2 separate regions of the Homo sapiens genome follow, and region 2 is linked to region 1. A link is a loop called in an ENCODE intact Hi-C map of the cell type or tissue named here. Cell type or tissue: dorsolateral prefrontal cortex. All regions are shown on one strand. Links, peaks and the distances in the headings refer to the core of each region. The heading gives the core; the rest is flanking DNA.

Region 1 (11,940 bases), core at 1,272-9,271:
AATAATATTCCTCTACCCTCACCCCATACCTGAGTACAAAAATTCTCAAAGTAGAACATGCTAAACCAGAGATATTTTGTCCTAGATGAAACCTGAGGTTATTGTTTGAGGTTTCATTTTAACGTTAAAATTACTAGAGAACAGAGGGATGTCTTAGAATCACACAGCTGTTTCTTGGAATCTTCGTCAAGAAGAAACGCCGTACTTGTGCCCTTTTCCTGACTCATGTTTCTATTGTAGAGTTAAAGGGCATTCTTTTTCCAAGAAAACCAAAAGCACAAGAGAATCCAAGGCAGTGCTTATTGGCACCTACACTAACTGGGTATCAATAGCATTAGAAACAATGAATGCAATCCACGTTAGAACTGAAAGGTACTTTAGATTTCACAATCCAGCTCCCTTATTCTGTAGATGAGGAAACAGAGACCCTTTCAGTGAAGGGGAATGAGTTGCCTCACATACCACAGATCTCCCAGTCTCGTGTCCTTTCTGAGACAATACAACTGGGAAGGGCTTATCCTGCTGTTTCTATCCCACCTGTGAAGGTGCAGCTATTGAACATACACAAACAATGCATACACAATCACACATTCGTATATGGAACATACAAAAACAGCAAGACGGCACGTGAAGACGCTGCTCCCTTCCTCCCTCCACCTCTCCAGGGACCAGGTACATTGATTTGTTTGTTCCTTCCTTTGCTGATTCTTTCACTGGTTCATTCATTCAACAATCAAGTGACCCTCAAATATTTGGTGAACAGCTACTATGTGTAAAGCACTGAGCTCAGCAAAGCAAGAAATAGGAAAAGCAAAGGCAGTGTGAAAGGAAAGACTTATGCATGTGGAAAATATACCATCACTGAAAATATAGAGGTCCAGTGTGAAATGCAAGAGTTAGAGCAAGAGAGCATATTTCAGTAGCGCAAAGAATGACATAGATGAGCAGCGAGTAAATTTACAGCAGCTTGAAAAAGAAAAGCTTGGGTAGAAATAAAGACTCATTAAAAACAAACAAGCAAGAAAAGCCAATGAAGGGCTCAGTAGAACATGAGTCCCACGATATCAGCCTCTTGTCTGTCTTACGCACTGTTGTACATTCAGTGGGTGTTCAGTAAATGTTTGTGAACTGAATGGCATAGTTGCAGGACGTCTTCTCCTTGAATCTGGACTCTCAGTTCCTAACCTGGGATAGGAACTTTAACCCACAATTAAGTGGACTTAAGACACTATATTTGTTAAATGTTTGGCCCAGAACTTGGGGCCTTTTCATTATGGTTGCTTTTGAGGAAATCACTGAATTTGAGGAGTGATTTTTGTATCATTTCGTTCCTTTAGGAATAAAAATACACCCACATTTCAGTGTTTCAAAAGGTTTAAACTACTTTAATGTTCCAGGAAAAATTAACTGCTAAAAAAGTAGATACAAACATGTTTACTGGTGGTGTACTTTTTTTTTTCACCTTAGGCTCCAATGTGGCTTGGCATCTTGGCATGGTACTGGACTTTATTCAAAATTTCAATGTTTGGTTATCATTGATTTTTGCATTAATTTTGATGCTTAAAATATTACATTGAGATAGTGTTGAGCTTGATTATGAGTTTTTTTGTTTCCCCCCACCTCCTAACCCTTAAATTTTGTGCCCAAAGCAAGTGTCTCACTTGCCTTAAGTTAATCCCAGCCTGAAGAACAACCTTTTCCAGTCAGTTTCACTGCAGCTCTGCCTGAGCTTCTTTACAAATTAGAGCCTGATAAGTTGTCTAAGGGGAACCTGGAGATTGACAGGAGATGGAGAAAGCAATGGATCCTGAGAAAAGAAGCTGGGGAAACTCGTATCTTCAAGAATCATATTGTGGTTGGGTGCCATGGCTCATGCCTGTAGTCCCAGCACTTTGGGAGGCCAAGGCAGGTGGATCACTGGAGGTCAGGAGTTCAAGACCAGCCTGGCCAACATGGTGAAAACCCAACTCTACCAAAAATACAAAAATTAGCCAGTCTTGGTGGTGGGCGCCTGTAATCCCAGCTACTCGGGAGGCTGAGGCAGGAGAATTGCTTAAACCCCAGAGGTGGAGGTTGCAGTGGGCTAAAATGGTGCCACTGTACTCCAGCCTGGGCGACAGAGTAAGACTCTGTCTCAAAAGGAAAAAAAAAAGAAGAATCAAATTGTATTTTAAATTCATTGCTGTAGATTCTAAAGGTGAACTTACGAATGTGAATTGTTTGTAAAACAAGGGATTGCTTTTTTAAAAATCATATATTTGTTTTTATAATACTGTTTTGACTCAGAACAAAGCACCCACCGAGGTGGGCAGATCACTTGAGGTCAGGAGTTTGAGATCAGCCTGACCAACATGGTGAAACCTCATCTCTACTAAAAATACAAAAAAAATTAGCTGAGCGTGGTGGTGCATGCCTGTAATCCCAGCTACTGGGGAGGCTGAGGCAGAAGAATTGCTTGAACTCGGGAGTTGGAGGTTGCAGTGAGCCGAGACTGTGCCACTGCACTCCGGCCTGGGTGACAGAGCAAGACTCTACCTCAAAACAAAACAACAACAACAACAAAATGCCACAAAGCACCCATATATACCTTCTCGCTCAGTGTGGCTGTTTATTATCTTTTTTTTTCTACCTCATTAATATAAGAGAGAAAGAATAAGGTGGGTTTTAAGACAGAAATTTACCAGTGGATAGAGAAAACAATGGGGTGGGGTGGGGCAGGTGCTGCAATTTGTGAATAGCTTTAGAGATCAGAATCTCTTGGGGACTGGGAGATCTGGGGGTGGGAGTGGACTCTGTTCAAAACTCGTATTTTATATCTATTATAAAGTTTAGTGGAATTTGTTATGAACAGAAATAATTAGTTCCTTTCATAAGGCCTAAAACAACTATAACTGTGCAGGGTTTTTTTTTTATTGTGTTTTTAAATCAATTAAAAAGTATTATATGCATATAGTATATAAAGTTAGGAAATATTTATAATAGAAAATAAAATGAAAATCATCCATAATCTTACCACCCAAAGATAACCATTGTTAAACAGTTTAGCATGCTAATTGGTAACTTCCTCCCAGTCTTGTTATGGTGCATATAAGTGATATCATACTTCATTTGCAGTTCTGCATCCTTTTTATTTACTATTATATTTTGAGCATTTTCTCATGTCTTTAAAATCATCAACATATATCATTTCTTTTTTTTTTTTTTTTTTTTTGAGATGGAGTCTCACTGTTGTCCAGGCTGGAGTGCAGTGGTGTGATCTCGACTCACTGCAACCTCCGCCTCCCAGATTGAAGTGATTCCTCTGCCTCAGCCTCGAGTAGCTGGGGTTACAGGTGTGTGCCACCATGCCCGGCTAATTTTTGTATTTTAGTAGAGACGAGGTTTCACCATGTTGGGCAGGCTGGTCATTTCTAATAACTATATAACATTCTATTGCATGGGTTTAACAGGTCCCCTGTTGTTGGACATTTAGTTCAGTTTTAATAATTACCATTATAATAATTCTATAATAAATATTCATCTTTGTACATAATTAATTGGTTTAATTTCTGTCCATTGGCTTAGGCCAGATTTTTAAAAGTGAATATCGACCAGGCGCGGTGGCTCACACCTGTAATCCCAGCACTTTGGGAGGCTGAGGTGGGTGGATCATGAGGTCAGGAGTTCGAGACCATCCTGGCCAGTATGGTGAAACCCCATCTCTACTAAAAATACAAAAATTAGCCAGGCGTGGTGGCACGTGCCTGTAGTTCCAGCTACCTGGGAGGCTGGGGCAGGAGAATCTACTGAACCTGGGAGGTGGAGCTTGCAGTGAGCCGAGATCGTGTCACGCACTCCAGCCTGGGCCACAGAGTGAGAATCCACCTCAAAAAAAAAAAAAAAAAAAAAGTGAATATCAAATGTTTTTATTTTTGAAGAACGTATAAATTTTATTTATTTATTTAACTCTGTTTTTTTAGGTATAACTTAAATACAATTTCACACTTTATTATATATGTTCTCAACTGATCTTTCTACTGATTTAGTGTCTATGAGATATACCAAGGTTCTTATAATAATTGGAAAAATGTATCAGTGCAAATGCTAATGAGTAAATATTTCAATCAGAAATTTTTCTGGAGAAACCCACTGCTATGGATTTTTTTCTTTTGAATAAAGATTCTTTGAGTTATTGAAAGTAAATAAGAATTTGCCTGTTTTTCTAATATTTTTTGAATATTTTATTTACTTTTGTATGTGATGTCCATGATAAATAGGATGATAGAAGAAATACAGCCTCTTTTGTACTTCAATTCCTCAAATTTTCCTGGGTCACACTTAGGGTTAGTGTGCTGGATAGGCTGCATTTGAAGATATGACTATATTTCCTTTGTTTCCTAGTTTGGGTTAGTCTGGTATGTTTTAAAATATGGTTATGCAGACACATTTCTAAGCATTCCTTCCAGCTGCTGGCTGTTGCTTTCGTGGGTGGCCACCCCAGGGTTTCCTGAGGCCTTCTGTTGGTTCTACTCGCTGGCTGTCGCCAGGGCCTTCCCTCTTCCACTACCCTGGGTGTCTGTGCTTGTTACAATGGAGGCCGATCCCTCAGCCACACCAGGAGCAGATATGGACATAAGGGAAGTTTCTCAAGAGCCATCTGGTGGCCAATTGTGAAGTTTAATGTCGTTATTGAGAGATGCATCTCTGGGGCCATCAATTATTGGTTCCATGACCTTCTCACCTCCCCAGCTCCTGAAAATAATCAATGCAAATCTTTTTTTCAGTGCCTAACTTGGGTCAGACACTTATGCTGAACTCTTTACAAACATCATCTATTAAATCTTCAGAGCAACTTTCTGAAGTGGGTACTATTATTTCCATTTTACAGATGAGAAAACTGAGGCCAAAATATTCCAGAGCTCAGATTCAAGAGCCCATGCAGCCCTGTGCTGTGCAGCCTTTATCCACATTCTTATACATCACTTCTACATTCTGGGTGGGCCGAAGCTGATGGGTGCCTAATGACAAAAGGAACTGACTAGACAAAGATGGAAGCTCAAAAGCTCCCTCTCTGCCTTTAGGGTAGAGGGGTGGGGAGGGTGCAGGCCAGCGGCAAAATGTCAAAGCAGGGCTCCTCCTATCTCCTAACCTAGTCTCTACTACTTCCTAGAAACGTCTCTGTCTCCCTCCTGCCTCTCCCAAGAGCTTAATGACCTCACTCTGACTCTGGATTGCCCAAAGTCCTCCTCTTTAGCCATCTACCGGCTGCAGCTCCTACCAAAATGCCTCACAGTCTAATAATGCACTGGAGACTAAAGGGAACACTCGTTTTTTACCTCTTTTTTTTTTTCGAGATGGAGTTTCACTCTTGTTGCACAGGCTGGAGTGCAATGGCACAATCTCGGCTCACTGCAACCTCTGCCTCCTGGGTTCAAGCAATTCTCCTGCCTCAGCCTCCCGAGTAGCTGGGATTACAGGCGCGTGCCACCACGCCCAGCTAATTTTGTATTTTTAGTAGAGATGGGTTTTCTCCATGTTGGTCAGGCTGGTGTCGAACTCCCGACCTCAGGTGATCTGCCCGCCTTGGCCTCCCAAAGTGCTGGGATTACAGGCGTGAGCCACCACGCCCGGCTTTTTCTTACTTCTTTAGCTCCCCTCTCCGACACTGGCCTGCTCCACTCAGTATTCACAAAAGGTCTAATGGTGCTGGGCTCTACTACACAAAAATGCTACCCCAACCTCTAATCATTTCCAAAATAAAACTCTCTTGGGAAACCACTGTGTGGGTATAGAAAAAGCTCTAGTTGGAGCACTGGAAACCTGATTCCTCACCCTAGATTTGCCATTGATTCAGCAGCGATTTGCAAGTGCCTTATGGACTAGGATTGTCTAGACAGAGGAAAGCACACTAAAGTAAAAAACATGGGTCCCTGTCCTCAAGAAACTCCCCTGGGGAGCCTTGAGAATTTGGTCAAGTAAACTAACAGGCATCTAAAATGTATCATCCATAGAAAGATAACTAATAATATTTTCATCGTTTGCCTCACAGACTTGCAGTCTCTTCCTGCCCCATCACCAGTTCCACTTTTCAGCTGCTAAATGACTGCTTTACAACACAGTACTGATTGTGCCATTTCCTTGCTTAAGACCTTCCGCGATGCCCTATTTCCTTCAAGATAAAACTCTGTCTCGTTGGCCTGCTGTGTAAGATACTTCATGGCCTGCTTGCCTATCCTGCTTCAGCTCTCTGTCCCACATGTCCTCACATGCAATCATGTCAACTATTCCACGGTGTTTTCTGTCTCCTCTGCAGGAAACCTTTCCTGATCCCAAGGCCCACTCCTGTGGTCTCTCTCCATGTTTTATGCTTGCTTCTACCAGCATTCTCACTCTTCTTAACCCTGAGCTTTTGAAGATGGAAACTGTGTCTAGCATTACGTTTAGCTTATAATAGGTGCTTAATAAATGTTGGATAAAAGAAGGGAAACTCCAAATGAGCGGAGTGGTTGTATTTCAATAGCTTACTCTTCCCGGTGACACTTAAATACTCACACAGCAGAACTACTGTTCGGTAATGTTCAGTCCCAGTGGTGGAAGAAGCAGATGTCCCCAGGTCTCTTGTCACTAAGGGAAGAAGCTCATGATGGCTCATACTTTTTTTTTCTCTTCAAAGGAGCATTTGTTAGAGCACTGAAGACCTTCTGAACTACTAGAGCTCACAGATTATTATAAATACACATGGATAATTCCATAAGATAGAGCCTTGGATGACCTTGTCAAGAAGGACCCAGAACCTCAACCCCTTTCCTGTTCTGGCCCCGGCATGCAGGGCAGACAGCCATACCAGCAGGGATCAGCCAATACAAGAGATGACTCAAGCCAAAGAAGTAGAGGACTTGCTGGGTATTGGATTGGGATTTAGGGGTCTTCAGAGAGTCTCAAAGCAGTGTCTAGTGCTAGTTCCTTTCTCCCAGCCAATTCCAAAAGTGCTGTCTGTGTCCCAATCCTCATAGTCCTTTTACTCCCACCCCACACCCAGTGCCTGGACAATGGATTCTGCTGCAGAAACTTGGGCCCAGATTTCTGCTTTCCTGGCTAGTTTCTAAGAGAAAGCCTTGATCAGAAAACCAACTCACAAAAATCACTCCTGGTTCCAGCCCCACTCTGGTTGATCCCACCAGCTTGTGAAATTTCTTTGGGAAATAGGAGTATATTGAAATGTGAATAAACTGCATAGCTCACCCACTAAAGCCATACTCTAAAATCTCTAGCCTTTATAACCTACCAACCATGGATCATCATAGTGGGATCATCTGCCACATCAGTAAAAAGAAAGATAACTATTTGGAATAGGTTCCCCTTTAAATCTTGTATCTAATTTCCGACCTATTTTTTTCTTCCACTTATATATCCTCTTCTCCTCTCTCCCTATCCTCCCCAGCCCCCATCCCATCCTGACACACAGACACACATGCACACACAGGGGTACCTGGCTTGTTTCCCCACTGTTATACCTTTGTTCGTGCTGATCCACCTACCTAGGGCTAACTTAGACCCAATTCATCCTGCAAAGCCAACTTAAGCCCTTTTCCTTCCATGTTCTTACAATATTCCCGAAAACCATTCCTAGCACTCCCTCACTGCACCATTTAAACATTGCATGTTAATACGTCTTTCTTTACTGGTTCTAAGCTCCTTAGAGCAAAGGCTGCACCTTATTTAGCTCTGCCTCAGTATCTGATTCATAGCAGTCACTCACTGTGAGACACTCACCAAACCCAACACTTCTGTGCAGCTTTCCCTGATCATGGCAGCCCATGCCGTTACTTCTCTCCAATCCCATTGTGCACACTCAGTCTTGTGCAACTCGATGTCTAGACTCCTCTTGAGTTGGGTCATGCTCTTTCTGTGCTGTTCTTGCAGTGAGATCCTCAAGGATGCAGAACCTGTTGCATATCCCTTCTGTCAACCCCACAGTTCCTGGAAGTGCTGGACGAGAGAGGTACAAAAATTAGTTGTGGGTTATTTGTTTTCTGAGAAAGGAAGAGGTAGTAACAAACGGATCATGAACCACAACAAAAAAGAGGGAATTCAAGAATCGTGTGGGCCTGGATTTTCTCAGGAGTGGTATTGCCCTGGTTAAACATGATGGGTTTTATTTTTTATTTTTTGTAATTAACTCCCATTTCCTGAGGGCCAACTATAAGCCAGACATTTTACTGAACATGTTTACATGCATTAAACCATTTAATTTTCGCAAAAATACTGCAGGAGAGACATCTTTGTCCCCATTTTACACATGAGGAAATTGAAGCTTGATAGGGTTTGGTGACTTGCCAAGGTCACCCAGCTAGTTAGAGAAGGTCCAAGAGTCCAACCTAGTTCTGTGAGGCTTTAGACCTGTGTACTCTTTCCACATACTACTGAGTTTAGCCTGGCAAAGCACTCTTTGAGCCTTCTTTCCTCTTGTTTCTTAGTCATAGCAATAATCCCAACACATGGGTCTCTCCTCTGGCTCAGAGAACCTGGAGGAGGCCATGTTGATTTGGGCGCTACAGGGTGACTGAATTTCTGTTGGTGAGCCTGGATGTCCAGTTCATCTTGGGGCTGTGGAAAGCTTTGGAGGCTCTTAAAGCAATCTGGTTTACCCAGAGTTCAAGAGGTTGGGAGCAACCTAGAGCCAGCAAGGAGGCCCACAAGGGTCAATGCTAATTGGGGCAGATGCCCCAGGGGTACATAGCCCAGACTGTTCCCAAGGAGTTCAGCTGGAACCAGATTGCCTCAGGAATGTGAGTGAGGCAAACAACTACTTGATTGTTCGAGCCCCTACACTTGGTACTGGGTGCTGCTTCCCAGCTAAATGTAGGCCAACAGGATTTCTGAAAACTGTTTGCAAAGCTGAACGCAACACTTCCTTCATTTGCATTTAAAAAATAAACTCAGCCTTGAAATGGGCATTAGGCAGGCCCTTCCTGAAAACTGAGAAAGAGTGTAATGGGATAGATTTCTGCTGTCCAAATTGAGGGACTTGCAGGTAACACTAGAACTTTTCTCTAGCATTACTGTTTAAACCCTCCATCCTGAATGTCCTACATTAAAGCACATGTTCAAAATCATTCCTAATCCATAATATCCATTATTTCTAAATTAAGTTTAGGACAGCTCCTTGATTTCCCTCTTGATATCACAGTGGAAAGGCTCATATCAAACAGAAATAGCTAACACTTTCTGTTATCTAGCCTATCTGCTCTTGCCCTCTCAGTCTCCAGCCACCTATACTACATATTTAGTCAAACAAAAGTTTTGTATAACATTTTCTAGCTTTTGAGAAAGTGATTACATTTCTATTGCAAGTCCTCTGTATCTCTTGCATCAGATCTGGTCTAATAATACTGAGGCTGGGTGTAGTGGCTCATGCCTGTAATCCCAACACTTTAGGAAGCCAAGGCAGGTGGACCACTTGAGCCCAGGACTTTGAGAACAGCCTGGGCAACATAGTGAGACTCTGTCTCTACAAAACGATTTTTTAAAAAATTAGCCAGGGGTAGTGGTGCATGCCAATAGTCCCAGCTATTCAGTAGGCTGAGGTAGAAGGATTTCTTGAGCCAGGGAGGTCAAGGCTGCAGTGAGCCTGATAATAATATGAGAATAATAAGATAAAAACTTGCCAGATTTAATCTCGTCATATGCCTACTTTTTAAAAATCAAACTCTTTGTAAAAGTACTGTGACATGTCATTCTGGGCTTCATGGATTTGCTCCCAGGGAAAAATACATCTGCATACATAGTGAGTTAATACATATGAATGAAGGTTTCTAGATGAGTTTTGAAGATGACCTCCATCTTTTTTTCTCCTTCTGGACTTTATCCACATAGCCATTTTTTTTTTTTAGGAATCAAGAATGACTGTTCTCACTGAGAGCAGATGTAGCTAAAATGAACAATACATGTTCAACATGTGGCTGATACACTTACATATTAAATGATAGAGAAAACTTTCAGAAATATGCTTTTTTTCTTCCAAACTTAAAACATTTTTCTTCCTTTTGAAAGCTTACATTTCTCACTCCATTGAAATGGACTGTTTTAAGAAATCAGTGGGTACAGTCACGTCTTCAATGTTCTTTCCTCTGATGACTAAACAAAATTATTATAGTTCACTGGTTTGAATGCAGTTTTGGGTTGTGTTTGCATGTTTGCCTGGTCATGTTATTTATAAAAACCATGCCTCTGTTGGAATAACTGCAGGGAAAAGAAAGACCTATCTGGAGAAGTTTGATTTGTTTTCTGTGTCTGTAATCAAATTACTTATAAATGATATGACATGGTTTATAATGCTTGAAATTTTGCTGTCAGAAACACATATATACACTTTGTGGTTGAATTCTCCCAGGTTTCCTTTTAAATCATGTAGGTCTCTGAGACATTTCCACCAAAATGTGGTAAAATGCAGAAGTTGGCAATTCAATTTTATTCAGCCTTTCAAGAAGGAAGGCCTAGATAAGCTTTGCTTGTTCATGTCAGTGATAATATTCATCAGTGAGGCCTAAATGTAATTCTGTAGGCTTGCTACTGCTTTGTTGTACTGTCATTTCTGAACCTCAATCTCTCTCTCTCTCTCTCCCTCTCTCTCCCTCTCTTTTTTAATCACAGCAAAAAGTTTCTTAAGAGCTTAACTCACAGCCAAGTGCCAGCTCCCCCATTTAATTTGTCCTGCTTCCCCACAGCACTTGTACTTTATGTTCAGGCAGAGGTGAGGTCAGTTCTCAGGGCCCAGCTCGCTGGACACCCTCAATGATGACCTCATTAGAGTCACAGATGTTTGCTGCACTTTGGGAGATGTGGAAAAAACAGAGCAGTAAACTAGGCCAGCTTGCAGTAAGGCTGTTACCCACAATTCAAGATAAAATGCTGGATAGTTCCCACTAGGTTCTGGTCGGCTAGGAAACGGCAACTTATTAATCTTGTGTCAGAGAGCCAGCTGCAGCCGTGGCAGTTACCATATTTCACCACCAACTCCATGTCTGGACAGCCATTGTCTTTTTTTTATGAAAAAACTCTACAAATCAGCTGCGTTCTCTCACTCCCTCTCCCTCTCCTTTCCCCCTTACACTTAGCAAAGCCCCCCGCTTGTCCTCCTTGGAGAAATTGCGCTCCAGCACTGAGAGAGTTCGGTGTATCGTCGATCCTGTGGTTGGTTTACTAATTCAGAGAGACTGCTTACTTTCCAACTTTAATGATATTCCCTCAGCATATCACTTTGGTTGCCTGGCGACCGGATTTGAGCTAGGCCTCTCATTTGATTCCCACACATCAGACCCTGAAAAGCACTTTTTTTCCCCCGTCCCTCAGCTTTTGATTCTTTCTGCTCTGAAACCCTTCCCCCTGCGGTGTCAGTATGGGTGGGCAGAGCCGTGGTAGAAGAAGGGCAAGGGTGAAGGGCGGCCCGTAGCGCACTGGTCACACATCAAGGCCTCAAAACAAAGCCTCCAGGAACCCTTCCTGACGAACACAAATTCCCCTCAGAAAAAGCAAATTTGGCTTTCCCTTCATAGTGTGGGTGTCATTTTAAGACTTTCCTTAGATACTTTATTAAATCTGATGCTTTTTATTGTTTTTCATGCCGTTTCTCACAAAAGACTTCCTATTATCAACAAGTTGCTATAGGAGTAAGCAAACAGATTATGAAGAGCTGAAATAGTCTAATAAACACTAGCCTTCCATCCACCTCCGTATATGTTTTAATATTATAATACGCGTGTTAGTATAAGAATTATCTATCTTAATTTGTACAAGAATGCACCACTTTTCCCACAGTGAGAAGATGTTTTATGCTAAAATCTGCATGTGAAAATCCAGTGTTGCTTGTAAAGGAAAATGGAAAATTTGCTTCTTTTGGTCTTTTTAAAGAAAAATAGAGATGCTTTATCTATTGTTGAAAAGCCTCCTCTGAGAAAAAAT
Region 2 (11,940 bases), core at 1,377-9,376, 300 kb after region 1:
TTTGGAAGACCAATGGGTTGAGAACCAAGCCACCCTCCTTACAACAGTATGTGGAGAGAGAGAGTTTGGGTACTGCATCTGCCTCAAGAGCCCCATCCCACCCCACCCACAACGCCTTCTCATGGCTTCCATGAGAAGCCATTTAACAATGGCTGAAGATGCCTGAGAAGCCACCCAGCCAAAAGAACCCATTCAAAAGGACATCCTGGATTTGTTGCATATCATCATGGATTTAGCTTAGCAGCCACTGAGAACAAAAAGGATTTAAATATATATATGTATAGCTGATGATCCTAAATTAAAAGGCCCTAAAAATATTAGTGTATGAGTTCCTTACCCTAGATCATATATTGTACTAAATACTGAGGACAAAGATAATAACCCTCCCCATCCCTCAGGGAACTTCAACATGCACCAAAGATAGACCCTTATATATTTAACAGAAAAGCACAATGGCGTGATAAAATTTAGGCATGAACAGATCATAATGGGAGCATGAAGATGGAAATGACTGCTTCTGCCCAGTTTAGAGACATTGAAGGAAAAGGGGGGAAAAGTCTCCGTAGAGGAAGGAGCATTTGACCTGGGCTTTTAAAGGAGGAGGAGGAGCTTGACAGATAAGAGAATGGAGCCTCTGGTAGAGGAAACACAAAATAGCAATGGGACATTAAAGTAGGGACCAAATTTGCAAAGCAGTTCTAACATGACCTGTACAACAGTAATCCTGTGTTCATGCTCCTCTATGGTTTGAGTTGCTAGATGTAAAGATAATGTATATTAAACATCTTTCTTCAATCTTGCCAGATCTTGAAAATCAAGTTTGTAACTGCATAAAAATGGTCTGTTCCCCAACTCTGTGACCTAAATCTTTTGCTCAAATAATGAATACCAATTTAAAGAGCAACTTAGAGAAAGTTGAGTGACAAAGTGAAAAGAAAGTAGTTCAGAAATGGAGTGTGCTTTCTCACAATCATTCCATTTACTCTAACTGCACAGTCTTAAGCACTAGGACTTCAAAGATGAATTAAACATGACTTCTCCCTTCTAGGAGCCCACAAATAAGTGAAGGAAAATACAATGGCTAAGAAGCAAGACATGCATTTATCTAGTGGATACTGAAGGACTGGAGCTGGTTAATGACGATGTTTTCATCAGTCTGGGGCAAAATTAGCAAACTTATTCTCAGCTTTATCCTTCTTACCCAGAATACATCCTCTACAATTGCTATGTGACATTTTACATTTCTAAAGTGACATAGGGTCTGCACATCTCAAACTGAGTTTTAATTTTTAGAAAAGTAAATGCATTTACATTTTCTACATTAAAATATCATTTCTTCTCTGATATAGTAGTAGATGGTAATTAGGTTATTTAAATGGCTTTACTAATATGTCACTTCCATGCCGTTCCCCAAAAGATATTTACCAGTTCCTATAAATGCAAAAAGTATGAAAACTTGCAGTCTACACCACACCAAACAAAATGTTTCACTAAATATTTTTAAACTGTGTTTAGTAATGATTTTGGAAATGTTTAAATTCAGCCATGAAAATAGATCCCTATTACACACAGATTTAATAGACTAGGTATTATTTATTAACAGGCTAGAAATATAATTGCAAAAACTGCCAAACCAGGATTTAAAATAATGATTGTGAGACCCACAAAGAAAAAGCAGATTATACAACATTTTGTTTACTGCATGATATGTGGCTAATATATATTTTTCACATATATTCACATATATATATACAGGAAAAGAACTGAATGGAAATATACATATACATATATGTGTGTGCATATTATATGATTTTTTCTTTTTACATATCTACATTTTGAAATTTTTATATTATGAATCTATATTGTTCTTATAAGAAAAATATGTATTTCTGGGCCAGGCACGGTGGCTCACGCCTGTAATCCCAACACTTTGGGAGGCCGAGGCAGGCGGATCACAAGGTCAGGAGATTGAGACCATCCTGGCTAACATGGTGAAACCCCGTCTCTACTAAAAATACAAAAAAAAAATTAGCCGGGCGTGGTGGCGGGCGCCTGTAGTCCTAGCTACGCAGGAGGCTGAGGCAGGAGAATGGCGTGAACCCCAGAGGCGGAAGCTTGCAGTGAGCCGATATCGCGCCACTGCACTCCAGCCTGGGCGACAGAGCGAGACTCTGTCTCAAAAAGAAAAGAAAAAAGAAAAATATGTATTTCTAAAGAAAAAGAAATATATATTGATTTTTAGAGAAAGTACTTATTTAAAAAGTACCATCAATGTTTTTTAAAATGAAAATTTTAACCCAACAATTTACCTTCAAGACTCCGCTAAGGAAACAAGAACCAGAATTAAAATGCAGAATATAAGATTTGTTAATTCACTCAGTAAGTATTTACAGAACACCCACTGTGTCAGGCACTGTGTGGGGCAAGAGGATTTCAGCTATGAAAAAAAAACAAAAAAACAAAAAAACGAAAAAACAGTCCTCTGAGAACTCAAGATTAGTGGTTCCTAATTTACAACAGGATCACCTGGAGGGTCCTTTTATTTTTTTTCTTAATAGCCACCTCCCTCTTCAGGAATCTAGGGTGGAAGAGAGAAATCTGGTTTAAAAGCTACCCAGGTAATTCTGAATCAGTCAGCCTGGAAGCAACCTTTGAGCGCCCACTAGTGAGGTGGTGCCTTGCCATGTCCTTTCCAATACTGAAAAACTGAAAACCAAGCACTTGTTGGAAAGTAAGAGAAAGTTTTAATAAAGTAAAGGAAGTTCACATAATGAAATTTTATACAGACATTAAAAATCCTATTTTGAAATACGGTTTAAGATCTAGGGAAAGTCTCATGATAAAATGGTACTGGAGAAAAACACAGGTTAGAAAGTTGTATTCAATATGATCACAATTTTATTACATAAAATGTATATGTAGAGGAAAAGAATAAAGACTAAAAAAATTGTCTAAAACATGAACACTAATACATATTATCTTACAGGAACATGTTTTTACTTTCTGTTTTCTATTTTTTCAAATTTCTTTGAATTTTTTCCAAATTCTATATAAAATAAACATGTATTACTTTAATAATCAAGAAAAAATTACTTTCCAAAATAACAAGGAATCATCATCTCTTCCCACCCCCACCCTGATGGCAAAACATGGGAAATCAGGATAACATGGCAGCAGAGACATAGGCCTCCCTGTCCAGAAAGGGCCTGGATTGTTTGCAATTCCTAGGTTTATGAGAGACAAGACTTTATGAAGTAGTTGTGATAATCCTCGTTTACAGATGAAGAGATAAAGCCTCAGAAAGCTCCATTCTCTTCTTACTCAAAAAAGAATGATTGTGAAGCCTTTAAGTCAGGCATTGTTCACAGTGTGAACAGGGCACAGTCCCTTCCCACTAGGATTCACAGACTAGTAACTAGACACTCAGGAATGTGCACAAAGCTAGAAAGTGGCAGAGCCAGGATTTGAATCCAGGTCCTTCTTGTCTCAGAGCTTATGCTCTTTTCCCTGGAGCACTGTTGGACCTAACCAGGTGTCAATATATATTAGACTATTTTAGGTCCCAGCTGGGGCCCTCAAGGCAGGGATGAAAGGAGAAGGTCATCCTGCTCCAGCTTTATCTTCAGATCTTCCTTTGTAATCACCACCTGCCATCACTGAATGCATCTATAAATCTGGAGTGACACAGGGTTTCCACCTCTCATCAGAGAGTGGGGAGAGTTTAAGGATAAAAATAAAATGATTTTCTCATAGATGCCCTTTCATATGTCACTCCAGTGCTCAAAAATGTTTCAAGGATTCCCCACTGCCTACTGGCATGGTCAGCCTCCATATCAAAGACGCTCCATGACCTGTCCCAGTGTTCCTCTCTACCCTTCCCACGATGCCCCTTAACATCCATGAGTGCCTTGCCCTTCATCCCCTCCAATCACTGGGCTACACATATTTATTGGCTCCATGGCTTTGGGCAGCTTACTTAATATATATTTAAGTCCCATTTCCTCATCTATACAAAAAGAATAGCATTATCTCATCCCAATTTATTAAGGATTAAATAAAATGTTTCCTGTAGAGCACTTAGCAGGGTGCTAGCCCATAATATTAATAAAGCAATCAGTAATGTTAATTTATTGCTATTGTTTTGGCTGCTATCTTACTTTTTGCTTTCCCTTTTCCATATCCATATTTTTCCCTTTCTAAGTTGCTTTTCTTTTTCTTTTTTCTTTTTCTTTTTTTTTTTTTTGAGATGGAGTCTCACTCTGTTGCCCAGGCTGGGGTGCAGTGGCACCATCTCGGCTCACTGCAACCTCTGCCTCCCAGCCTCAAGTGATTTTCCTGCCTCAGCCTCCTGAGTAGCTGGGATTACAGGTGCGTGCAACCATGCCTGGCTAATTTTTGTATTTTTACAGGGTTTCACCATGTTGGCCAGGTTGTTCTCGAATTCCTGATCTCAAGTGATCCACCCGCCTTGGGCTCCCAAAGTGCTAGGATTACAGGGTGTGAGCCACCAAGCCTGGTCCTGAGTTGCTTTTCATGTTCCTCCTCTTCTTCCTCCTCATAACCTAAACCGAAACTATTCAAATCCCAGCTTCTTCCTGAAAGCCCTATAGGGCAATCCTAGCCCACAGCAAATACTCTGTCCTCTGAACTCTTTCTGTAGAAATTCAATTTTGCACTGATAGTTGCCAGATAACCTATGGTTAAATGTTCATTCTCTGGTGTAAAGCTACCTGAATTCAAGTCTCTGCTCTACTCTTCACTAGCTACAGGTAAGTGTCTCTGCCCAGAGTTGGTGTCCCATCATATTATGCTGTCCTGCAGAGAGACCATCAGACTCAAGCCTGCTAGCCCCATATGCTGTGCATTGCAGCTGCACTGTCAAGAGTAGAGCCCTAGGCTGGGCGCGGTGGCTCACGCCTGTAATCCCAGCACTTTGGGAGGCCGAGGCGGGCAGATCACGAGGTCAAGAGATTGAGACCATGCTGGCTAACACGGTGAAACCCAGTCTCTACTAAAAATACAAAACATTAGCCGAGCTGTGGTGGCGGGCGCCTGTAGTCCCAGCTACTCAGGAGGCTGAGCCAGGAGAATGGCGTGAACCCAGGAGGCGCAGCTGGCGGTGAGCCGAGACTGTGCCACTGCACTCCAGTCTGGGTGACAGAGCAAGACTCTGTCTCAAAAAAAAAAAAAAAGAGTCCAGCCCTCTAAACCTGATGTGGGTTAACACGCATTCCAGGGGTTGGGTTGCCTAGGCATATCAGGGATAGTTAGATAGTCAGTGGCTGGGAATCTCCGGCAAAAACAGTTATCCTGTCTTTTATTTGAACAAGTCTCACTCTGTCACCCAGGCTGGAGTGCAGTGGCACGATCTCAGCTCACTCCAACCTCCACCTCCTGGGTTCAAGCGATTCTCCTGCCTCAGCCTCCCAAGTAGCTGGGATTACAGGCATGCATCACCACATCCGGCTAATTTTTGTATTTTTAGTAGAGACAGGGTTTCATCATGTTGGCCAGGCCAGTCTTGAACTTCTGACCTCAGGTGATCCTCCTGCCTTGGCCTCCCAAAGCAGTCATTGGTCCTTTTGAATCACATAATCAAAAGCCAATCTCAAACGTTCAGTGGCAATGTAGCACAAGGTTCTAAACTGAAAATTTTTGTATTATAATAAAGTAGCTTCAGTCAGCTTTACAACAAAGACCCACTGTCTTTTATTAATTTAGAGGATAGTCTTATGATCAAAGAAAGCAAGATTTGTTTAAAAGTAATTTTTGTCTGAAAAGGCATAGGCCCCAAATGGGAATCTATCATGTTCCCTACTAAGATATATATGTTTATGTCTTGCCTAAAGCCCCATGCACATAGTGGGTATGCAAAATATGCTAGTAATTAATTTATCAATGAAAAAATGAGGTTTTTTTGGAAAAGGACAGCAAAGTTGACATCTTCGATCCAATAATTCTACTTGTTGGAAATTTCTGCTAAAAATAGATTCTCATCTGTGTGGGAGTGATATGGTTTGGATATTTGTCCCCTCCAAATCTCATGTTGAAACATAATTCCACTTTGGGAGGCCAAGGCGGGTGGATCACGAGGTCAGGAGATCGAGACCTTCCTGGCTAACATGGTGAAACCCCGTCTCTACTAAAAATACAAGAAATTAGCTGGGCATGGTGGCGGGTGCCTGTAGTCCCAGCTACTCGGGAGGCTGAGGCAGGAGAATGGCGTGAACCCAGGAAGCGGAGCTTTCAGTGAGTCCAGATAGCGCCACTGCACTCCAGCCTGGGCGACAGAACGAGACCCCGTCTCAAAAAAGAAAAAAAAAAGAAACATAATCCCCAGCATTGGAGGTGGGGTTTGATGGGAAATGTTTCGGTCTTGGGGGCGGATACGTCATGAATGGCTTAGCACTATGCCCTTGGTGATAAGTGAGTTGACAAGAAGTCTGGTTGTTTTAAAAGTATGTGGCACCTACCCTCCCTCTGTCTCTCTCTTGCTACCACTCTCACCATGTGACTTGCCTGCTCCTACTTCGCCTTCTGCCATGAGTAAATGCTCCCTAAGGCCTCCCCAGAAGCCAAGCAGATGCCAGCACCATGCTTCCTGTATAGCCTGCAGAACCATGAGCCTATTAAGCCTCTTTTCTTTATAAATTACCCAGACTCTGGTATTCCTTTATAGCAACTCAAGAACAGCCTAACACGGGGCAGGGGATTTCAAAATTTAATAGAAATAAAAGATACAACCTTAAAGCCCATCAATAGAAGAATGAGTAAGTGAAAGATGCTAATTCCACCTAAGGAATACCATGCAGCCATTTTAAAAATACAGAGAATCAAATATCTGCTGACTGAAAAATGTCCAAGACATATTAAGCAAAAAAAAGAAAAATTGCAAAAAAGCAGGCATATTATGTTTCTTGTTGTGTTCATATTTAAAGCCTCCAAAGTAGGTATATTTGTATGTAAATGTGACACAAGGAGATTCAAAAAATACAGAGCAAACTTCTGACACTAGCCAGTTATCTCTGAAAATGGGAGAGAGTGTGCATGATTGTGTCTGTGTACATAGGGCTGGGGGGGGTAGGATGGTGATGGAAGTATTGTTAAATCTTTTACAATAATACTCTATTTGTATATTACTTATATAACAAAAGACAAAAAGATTGTCAAGGGAAAATAAACAATTTAAATTTTGTTAGAAGGAATTGTTTCAGAAATGATAAACCAAAAATATATTTGCTAAATTGTGATCACCAGGTTAAAGAAATTGATTATTTCAAATCTCATATTTGCTGTGTGTGTGTGTGTGTGTGTGTGTGTGTGTGTGTGTAGTTTAAAGGCTGCTTTCCCTCGGTCATTATGTTTTACACTGCCACTTCATTCTTCCTTATCTCAGAATAAATTCCTTTGCTAATGTGTTTTTAAAAATCAGAAAGCTTCCTCACTTAAAAGTCACCAATCAACTGGATCTGTTTTGTTAAGAAGCGTGCTGAGCAAAATGTGATTTGGATGGAATGGCAGGCCCAGGAAATGAAAAATTAGCATCACATGGCAATTCAGAACGTGACAATAGTCACTTAACAACAGATTTCCCTTTATCTTTCCAAAGGAGAGCAGTTTTTTTGGATAGAAGTTGCCTAATTGTTTCAGGGCACCCAGGTGAAGCCAGGATGAAGTCACCAGCTTCCCTCCTCATTGTTCGCTTGAAGCTTTCCTGCCCTCACCTCAGTGGTTCTACCTGCAACAGCTTAAAGGGGTATCCCTCGGGGCTGTTTTTTGAAGTCTGCATGCTACATCATGCTCTAAGACCCTAAGGAGGCTTTGTGGTATCATAACTTTCAGACAGACAAGTCGCTAAAGTAAACAGCAGGGGAGAGGCACGACAGGCCACACACCTACCAGATACCTACATTCAACCATTAGCACATGTCAAAATGGTTTAAGATTAATTAAAACAAATAGTCCCATGCTGGAAGAAGCCACACTCCCCGTCCCTACAGAGTTTCATTCTCTTTTTCTACTTCCTGTAAAACAAGAGTAATCAGATAGCAACAGTCTCAGAAATCTCAGAAATAATAGGGCAATGGTAAATTTTCTAGGCTAGGAATGCTGCAACATCAAGGAAAAAATATACAGCCATAAAACATTTAGCTGGTTTACAGAATATTTAATGATGAAGGCTGGAAAATATGTTACTGATGGCAACTCCTAGAAGGATATTTGAGCAGTTTTCCATGGAGTCTACTTTTAGAAAGTGTTTTAATCCCTTGATAAGTTCTAACCATCGAAATATGTTTTTGAGTCCAAAATTCAGGAAGATGTTAGTTACCTATATGATGAAGGCATGTGGTCACGTCTCCAACAGAAGAGAATGTTGGTGATTATCTCGATAAATCAAGTTTTAAAATCTGACTAAAGCAATCTTATTGATTAACAGACTCCTACTCATTTTAGTCCTGTCTTTAAATCTCTGTGTTGGAGTAGATTTTTCGTTGAGAGTTTATTTGCTCAATTGTGTTTTGTCTGAAATAAACAAGAACACAGAGTAGATTGTAATTTGCTTTCCCTCTCTTTGGGATCTTTTCAGGGCAAAGATAAATCAGATTAGGGAGCTGTTTGGCATGTAGCTTCTTCTGCCCTCTCTTTTGCATCAAATAGAAGTCTCTATGCTGTTTCTTGACTAAATTTGGGCTGGTTTGCTCATTCATTCTTTGAGAAATACTAAGAGAACATTCTGGTCTTTTCCTGTAACAATTCTCACACTAAACCTCACTTGTAAATGTAAGGTCTGGAATGAAACTGTGAACATGAATATGAAAACACTGTACTATTAGATTTCCATTTTGGTCTGTTTCTGGCTTGATTTGATTAAAGTCCACTCAGACTATACATCTAGCATCTTGCTTTCTCATTCTTCCCACCACAGTTTAATCCTTAATTTCCTCTACTGCTGGAATGCTTCATGCTGAATGATTGGATTAACAGCGCGGCATTTCAGGATGTACCTAAATCAGCTCGGTGGTCCAAGACTCCTTTAATTGATAACTGGCTTTCCTGCATTTATCAATATTAAATGTTGCCTCCTCTTTACTTTCTTTACTTTTCTTTAGTTAATACAAACTGTTTTCAAAAAAAACAGATTTTTACAACAGAGGGTCTCTTTTCTAGGGAGGAGGACACTGAAAGAACAACACTTACACTCACCTTTTTTTTTTTTCACCTCAAAGCAAACATTGCATTTATTCTTTGTTTCCAGCTTTCATGAACTTTTTATCTTTTCTCTCTTTTAGATCTGTGTATGTTCACAACAGCTGTCTCTCCGGGAAGCCCATATCCCATTTCTTCAGCTCCCCAGAAGTAGACATACATATTATTTCCCTGAGGGTTAGAGAAAGCTATCAGAACTTGGCAACATATAAAGTAAATACCCACTAATTGCAATACATTCATTTAAATCAGGTCTTTATCCTCCTTAGGCATTGTAGTAGGTGGCTTCCTTTGAAGTCTTGTTGAATTTGTCCAAAATTACCTTGCCAGAGGCAGACGGCTGTTTGGAACATTTGTTCTGAACCGATCCCCAAAGCAGTAAATCTTAGCGTTGGTAACGGCTCTGCTCACATGCCACAAAAAGGAAATGTCCTGGGTAGGGCATGAATCCAGGCTTAGATCCCCCATTGTATGCAAAGAACAGAAAGAGAAAGAGAGAGATACCTGCACAGCTCCCAGGGATATAATGCTGTTGTACAACTCTGATGACGTTATAAACCACAAACCCTGTACATTAGTGAAATACAAACCAACAGACTGCCAGTGAATTAGTGATTTTTTTTCTTTTTTTCTGCTGGATCCATTCATGCATGCATGCTTGCATCTCTCATTTAATAGTGATTTTATTAGACAGTGTTATCATTTGTTTGCTTACTTTAAACACAAGTAGCTTATGCCCCTCAGCATTTTAAATTCATGATGAGAATATTATTTTACCTATATAAGGAATAATGCTGTATTGGCATTAGGGTGCCATACCTATTATAGATTCTTATCTTCCTCACAAATGCACTGATAGAAAATCTGATGCAAACAATCACACTCTGAGATCTTCAGACACATTCAAGGCTTTGTTTGGGGTGCATTTCATACTTTTACCATGTACATAGAATGGCTTTCAAGTCTTTTCAGTCTGCTACCAGGCTTTGCTTCTATTACAATAGAAGCTGCTCTGCAGCAGGTAAAGGAGCTTCCTGAACTTGGAGCAAATGATTCTGTAGCTAATTGTTATGGAGATAGGCTTAAGTCATCTTCTACTTGAGTAAGGAATCCGAATCACCGAAGACATATAGGAGGAAAATATGTGGGAGTCTGCAGTTGTCTTGCTTGTTGGTACGTGGTGTGCTGTTCATCCTCCACCTTCAAACAAAATCTAATGGTCCTAAGATAAAGCAAGAACCATAAAGACAAAATCAACCCAAATCTCCAGGACACAGTCTTTAGAGCTCAAACTAGATTATGCCCTCTTTTGTTGTGGTGACTATTTCTTCACCTCTGAACACAATGTCAAGTGTTATCTTTGATCTATAAAGTGCTAAGTGGTCTATAGTTTTGTAAAGAGCTTTTTGTTTACCCTGGCAATAATAATGAATTATTAGCATCTGTTTACGGACCTCAAAAGTAAAACTGCAAATTTACAGTATTGAAATGACGTATGAACATTTTTCAAGGAGACTTCAATTTGAGGGCAAAGCAGACACCATCATTGAAGTACATATTTTCTAGAGCTTTCGGTGTGTGACATAACGAAACTTGCAATAGGCTTCATGCCCTAATGAAGAGTTCACAATCAACTAAGGTATAGACTTGTGTAAAGTTAAACAGTAATATCAAATACACAAGATCACATAAAACTGAAATAAATCTAACTAACTTTTCATCAATGTGGAATTAGGTAAATTATGGAACACCGGTATAATGGGATACTTTATACTCATTAAAAAGAATTACATAGGCCAGGCATGGTGACTCACGCCTGTAATCCTAGCATTTTGGGAGGCTGAGGTGGGTGGATTGCCTGAGCTCAGGAGTTCGAAACCAGCCTGGGCAACATGGTGAAACCCCATCTCTACTAAAATACAATAAATTAACTGGGCATGGCAGCATGTGCCTGTAATCCCAGCTACTCAGGAGGCTGAGACAGGAGAATCGCTTGAACCTCGAAGGGGGAGGTTGCAGTGAGCCCAGATCGCACCACTGCACTCCAGCCTGGGCAACAGAGTGAGACTCCATCTTAAAAAAACAAAAAAAAAAAACAAAAAAACAAAAAAAAAACAACTATGTAGCTCTGGATATATTGGTATGTGAAAGGCCTCAAGATATATTTTTCAGATTAAAAAAGGTGTAAGATAGTAGCCATAGAATTAGCTTACTTGTGCAATTTTTGTTTGTCTTATGAAGTCTATTTCTTGGCTGGGCGCAGTGGCTCACGCCTGTAATCCCAGCACTTTGGGAGGCCAAGGTGGGTACATCACCTGAGGTCAGGAATTCAAGACCAGCCTGGCCAACATGGTGAAACCTCATCTCTACTAAAAATACAAAAAATTAGCTGGGTGTTGTGGCGGATGCCTGTAATCCCAACCACTCGGGAGGCTGAGGCGGGGAAAATGGCTTGAACCTGGGAGGTGGAGGTTGCAGTGAGCTGAGATCACACCATTGCACTCCAGCCTGGGCAACAAGAGTGAAATTCCATCTCAAAAAAAAAAAAATCTATTTCTATTTCATTTTTTAAAAAATAATTTCATATTTTATTTTATTTTATTTTATTTTATTTTTTTGAGACGGAGTCTCACTCTGTCGCCCAGGCTGGAGTGCAGTAGTGTGATCTCGGCTCACTGCAACCTCCATCTCCCGGCTTCAAGTGATTCTCCTGCCTCAGCCTCCTGAGTAGCT

What was found. A loop is a pair of places that touch in the nucleus more often than their neighbours do. Peaks named below come from ENCODE experiments on the same cell type or tissue, not always from the same donor. Only the 100,000 strongest peaks of a DNase experiment are listed, where the experiment ranks them.
Region 2: it touches region 1 in a loop (2.4-fold over the local background); 10 of 110 quality-filtered maps call a loop at or near these places.

Annotation. Positions count from the first base shown.
Region 1 is chr3:182,241,237-182,253,176 of GRCh38, reverse strand. No RefSeq gene overlaps it. Among named protein-coding and RNA genes, the nearest start is that of LINC01994, 240 kb to the left of the region's middle. RefSeq lists enhancers at 8,282-8,576, 9,838-11,940 and a silencer at 8,282-8,576. In dorsolateral prefrontal cortex, for the core only: a CTCF peak has its summit at 4,630 (motif pointing left); a DNase peak (open chromatin) is centred at 8,786; H3K27ac peaks cover 3,515 bases.
Region 2 is chr3:181,939,229-181,951,168 of GRCh38, reverse strand. No RefSeq gene overlaps it. Among named protein-coding and RNA genes, the nearest start is that of LINC01206, 7.2 kb to the left of the region's middle. In dorsolateral prefrontal cortex, for the core only: no CTCF peak of the experiment used is centred there; no DNase peak of the experiment used is centred there; H3K4me3 peaks cover 626 bases.